Regions from separate parts of the Homo sapiens genome. Here region 2 is linked to region 1. Evidence: read pairs that join two places in POLR2A ChIA-PET (ENCODE). Cell type or tissue: IMR-90. All regions are shown on one strand.

The links. ChIA-PET counts read pairs that join two places held together with the same protein. Peaks named below come from ENCODE experiments on the same cell type or tissue, not always from the same donor. Only the 100,000 strongest peaks of a DNase experiment are listed, where the experiment ranks them.
Region 2: POLR2A ChIA-PET joins it to region 1 with 11 read pairs; 1 of 35 experiments calls an interaction of 5 or more read pairs at or near these places.

The regions. Positions count from the first base shown.
Region 1 is chr11:120,330,843-120,333,342 of GRCh38, forward strand. It overlaps TLCD5 (TLC domain containing 5), which reads left to right. Exons shown (of 3, transcript NM_001198671.2): 3 at 1-2,500. Among named protein-coding and RNA genes, the nearest start is that of ARHGEF12, 4.3 kb to the right of the region's middle. In IMR-90, no CTCF peak of the experiment used is centred here; a DNase peak (open chromatin) is centred at 969; H3K27ac peaks cover 1,306 bases.
Region 2 is chr11:122,089,454-122,091,953 of GRCh38, forward strand. It overlaps MIR100HG (mir-100-let-7a-2-mir-125b-1 cluster host gene), which reads right to left. Exons shown (of 5, transcript NR_137179.1): 5 at 1-2,287. Among named protein-coding and RNA genes, the nearest start is that of MIR125B1, 9.1 kb to the right of the region's middle. In IMR-90, no CTCF peak of the experiment used is centred here; no DNase peak of the experiment used is centred here; H3K27ac peaks cover 150 bases.

The sequences.
Region 1 (2,500 bases):
AAGGAACTCGAAAAAGATTAGTGCTATTTCTTGTTCCTTTGAGAAGTAACTCTTTCAATAAACACTTATTTCTGCTTTCCATATAGCAATTTATCTAAGTTTACCCCATTTACTATAAAGTGAGGGGCTTACAGGAAGAGACACGCCTTTGACATTCTGAACATTAGATCGGGGAATTGGGTCGCTTAAACAGAGGGGCATAGGAGGGTGAGAGTGAAACTGGCAGTGAGGGGGAGGGCTACTTACTGAACCTCCTATACCAACTGTGCCAGAGGTGCCCAAGACCACTGCCAGGTTCTGTAATTCTCTGGGAAGACTCAGTGGACTCAGCATATAGTCTTACTTATAGTTTTGATTTATTATAGTGAAAAGATACAAAGAAAAATCGGTAAAAGGAAAAGGCACCTGAGACAAAGTCTAGGGTAAAGCAAGCACAAGTTTCCAGAGTCCTCTCCCAATGGAATCACACAGGATGCACTTAATTCCCCTAGCAGTGATTTGTTACGACATGTGAATGAGTTGTCTACTGGACAAGGTCACTACAGACTCAGTGCCCAAAGTTTTTACTGAGGACAGGTCATCTAGGCAGGCTTTCCCTGGCAGATAGCAAAATTCAAGACTCTCAAAAGGAAAGCAGGTGTTCAGCATAAGCCATATTGTTTGCACAAGCAGTTCAGACACAGTAAGCCAGTCTTATCAGTTAATTGTGGGAGCCCCTCCAAAATCTAAGTTCCCAAATGCCGGCCAGTGGCCAACCCTGTAATCAGGCCTCTCCAAGGATAGCAGTTTAGGCCTGCTATGTTAACTCTTTTCTGCACAAAACCTATAGAGTTAGGGCTTTGGATCTGAGATGAATGAAGTGTGGGTAGATTTACTGAGTCCTGTTATATGGGTTCTGCCCTACCAGGAAAACTATGCCAGTTCTCAGGGCTTTTGTGCATTAATCTCCTAGGCATTTGAGGCTATGACTAAATTCCATAGGGATTTATCATGTGGATTCCACTGTGCTTGAGATGGCAGTTTAGATTTCAGCTCTGCTGTACATATTGCAAACTAGAGCCAAAGACTTTAAAGTGTGTACTGGCCTCAGGGGGATGAGGTTAATTTTTTTTTTTCATTTTAGATACTTTCCCTTTTAGTACTCCTCCTACTTTTCTTATTTTTACTAAAAAGGTACCACTCTATGAACAAACTAATAAAACAAGGCCAGTCTTGGAAGGAAAAAAATAATAATTCTTAGTGTGACAGTCTCCAAGAGAAGCAAGAATATAAGCTTAGAACAAGGGGTTAAGAATCCAGAATTCCTGGGTTCTTTTAACTAATTTTGCTACTCACTTGCCACTTTGGAGAGCTACTCACTCACTTTGGATAGGTTACTTGTTTCTTCTTTGCCTGAGTTTAAACCTATTGTGAATGAATGAAATACCCTGTAGTATATTTCATAAATACATTATGTGGCATTTTATTAATGGAGGTCTTTAATGTAGGGCTTTTATGGAAATATGAAGTATTTATGTATTTATTGATTATTTATTTTTACCATGTTATTGAAGTCAATGGTGTTTGATTAGCTCAGTGGGTGAGCAAGCATATGGTGCTACTGGAGTCAAGGCTGGTCAGTAGGAAGCATCAGTCCATTCCATGGCCACTGGTAATCTAACGTAATGAATGGTGTCTTTTGTTGTTGTTGTTGTTGTTGTTGTTGTTTGAGACAGAGTCTTGCTCTGTCGCCCAGGCTGGAGTGCAGTGGTGTGATCTCAACTCACTGCAACCTCCGCCTTCTGTGTTCAAGTGATTCTCCTGCCTCAGCCTCCCGAGTAGCTGGGACTACAGGCGTGTGCCACCATGCCTGGCTACTTTTTGTATTTTTAGTAGAGACGGGGTTTCACCATGTTGGCCAGGCTGGTCTTGAACTCCTGACTTCATGACCCACCCGCCTCGGCCTCCCAAAGTGCTGGGATTACAGGTGTGAGCCACCGTGCCCAGCCATGAGCGGTCTTGAAAATGAAAAATGGTCTTGGCCACAGAAACCAGGTATGAGGGAGTGGTTGGAATGGTATAAAGTCATCACTGTTAGGGAAACAGTAACTTTAAATGCATGTTAACAGTGGGTCTTTAAAAATGAATGTCATTTGGTTAAAGAGTTTTGCTGGGCATTGAGATAATCTGACAGCATCTCCACTTCCTGTTTTTTTTCTTAATCTCCACTTTTTTTTTTTCTATGATGAGCGCCCCTAAAATGCTGGTAAGCTTCTTTCCAACAAAATTGCGGTCAAAGTAGGATGCTGGGGAATGCTGATTTTAGCAAAAGCTTGTAGAAAAGAGTGGCCTGGCACATGAGCTTAAAAAAAAGAAAAAAAGCTGGCTCTTGAATTTTGGCACAGTGCAACCTGTTCCATACCAGACAAATGAACAGGCTTAATCTGGTACCAATTCTTTTTCTCTCTTACTCCTCAGAAGTGAAGGGACTGCAGATCTTGTTGTTTTGGGGACACTTTCA
Region 2 (2,500 bases), 1.8 Mb after region 1:
TATTCAGCTGGCCATATTATTAATCATTACTAAATGCCAGCCACATGCAAAGGGGATGGAAAAGAAGAATGAGATTTGCTCAGTTTTAGCTTTCTGTGGCTGAAGTATTTTTGAGTCAGTTACATGGATACATGAGGATTATAGTAGGAAATGACTGAATATTTTTAAAAACATAAGTACTATGGAAACAGTCATGTATAAACATTCGTGCAGAAGCACTTACAAACATACACTGTGCATAAAGTTGGTTAAGAAGATGCTTGTTAGAAATGATTTATGTAGGTGAACTAAGAATTTGAAATAACTTAATACCATTGAAGACATCATACACATACAACTTTGGACATTATGCATTCTTCTGGGGATGAACCATTGACAACTTCTGGACTTCATTGCTAGCTATTTTTTACATTGAGGTGGGAAACCAAAGAAGTGCAGAACAGAAGCAATCTACTAGGCACAAAGCTCCCTGGTTACTGCCCAGATAGACTGTTTCCACTCATCAAATTGAAGTGCATACTTAATTTAGGAAGGGCAGACCAGTGCAAAAGCTACTGATAGTGAACTGGAGGGCCCGGTTTCCATCCCTTACTCTGCCACACTCCAAAGTTCGATCTTCTGTAAGTCACTCTAAATTTATGGCCTTTAGATTTATTGCCTCTATTAAAAAGGGCATTGCAACAAGTGACTTAAACCTCCCCCTTTTTTATTCTCAAGGATTTGGGATTTTACATAGACAAAAGTGAACAATCTCATCAAAGTCTTGCAAAAAAAAAAAAAAAAAACAAGTCTGAAATGCTGATAAACTTCATTCCCCATTTTTTTTCCCAATTTCTATCATGAAAATACATTCTATCACTCCAGCGTAATTTTAATCAGAAGACTGAAAAGTTTTAGGTGATTATTAAATGAAATAGCTAATTGTTTGCCATGGAAAAATATCAAGGAATATAAAAAGGGGTAATAATTGTGACATTGACTACAATATTGCAACTTGGCACTATAGATCATGAGCTTTGCAACTGCAATACTGAATGTGAGCCCTGTATATGGCACTTCGGCAAGTTACTTAAACCTCAGTTTTCTTGCCTGTAAAATGGGGATAATAATACCTATTTTGCAAGGCTGTTGAAAGGCTTAAGTGAGTTAATATGTAAAATGCTTAACAGAACTCAATAAATACCAATTATTATTAGGTTAATGGAAAAATCATAGTTCTCCATATTGTCACCAATCACCCTTACTTACTTTAAAGGAAGGGAAATATGATAATAATTCTAAGTAATACCTGGGGTGAGAGACAGGAGGTGACTGTGCAGTCTTTTCCAGATATGTATAGAGAGCTGCTGAATGTCTGGGTTTAAGTCAACAAGATGTGTGTATTCATTTCCTCCTCCAATTACAACCACCTAAAGAACTCCATTTTCTCCTTCCTTTCCATTTATCTAAATCTTCCACATCACTCAAGGTTCATCTCATATTTTCCTGTTTTATAACTTTCTTCCCTAAGTAAGTCAGTTTTGCCAACTTGATGGCAAACTCCCCTGAACTCATCTTTTGCTTGGTTTTGTTTTTGATCTTATCCTCTACTGACTCTATCTGTTACTTATCTTTGCAAACATTTCTATAACTTTTTCTAACTAGATTTAAACTCTTTAGAAGCAGTGATTTTATCTGATAGAATCTAGCTTTCTTGATTAAAAAAAAATGATCGATTGGTTAGTGTCAAGTGGACCAATGTGGTACTATGATTATTTTACCCTTTGAATAGCCTCTGACTACTTTATTTTAAAAGTACTTTTATTCTGTAGGTCACTCTCAAGATCCAACCCTATGTGTGGCTAAAAATCATTCTCCTTGTAGGATTCATTTTGTTTCTTAAAATATTAACACATTTGTGCAATTTGGGATTTTGAAACAAGTGCATTAATAAGCATATCCATACTAGGAAAAAAATGAATGTCACATGAATTTAAGTACAAACAGAGGAATACACATGAGGAAGGGAAAGTTCTTGGCTCATGAAAATCTAGATGTCATTATTGAGTTTTTCTGTTTCTTGAAAAGATTGTCTCTTGTTCTGAGAGTTCTAGTGGCAGAAGCTGCACAATTTGGGGGTGTTTCTTAGCAGAGGAGGTGTCTTCAGGTGATCACTTTCTTTGTTTCAACTTCATAGTTGGCTTGAGAGTCCATCAATATAGCAGTCTCTTCAGTCTTTGTCCTTGCACTGGGGAGACATTCCTGAGGAGGGGTACTATAGGACCAGCTGAAAGGAACATCAACACAACTAAAAAAATAACAGAACATGTCACAGAAAGTTATCACATTGACTCTTTAATAATAATAAATAAATGTAATGATACTTTGGGGACCATGCTAAGTCTCACTAGAGATGAAATGCTGCATCACTAGAAAAATGCTGTTGTTTTACATTGTTCCCCTTGCTAAAGAATCAGTCAGCAATGGCATTGCCTGAGTGTGTGTGAGACACCACTCTAAT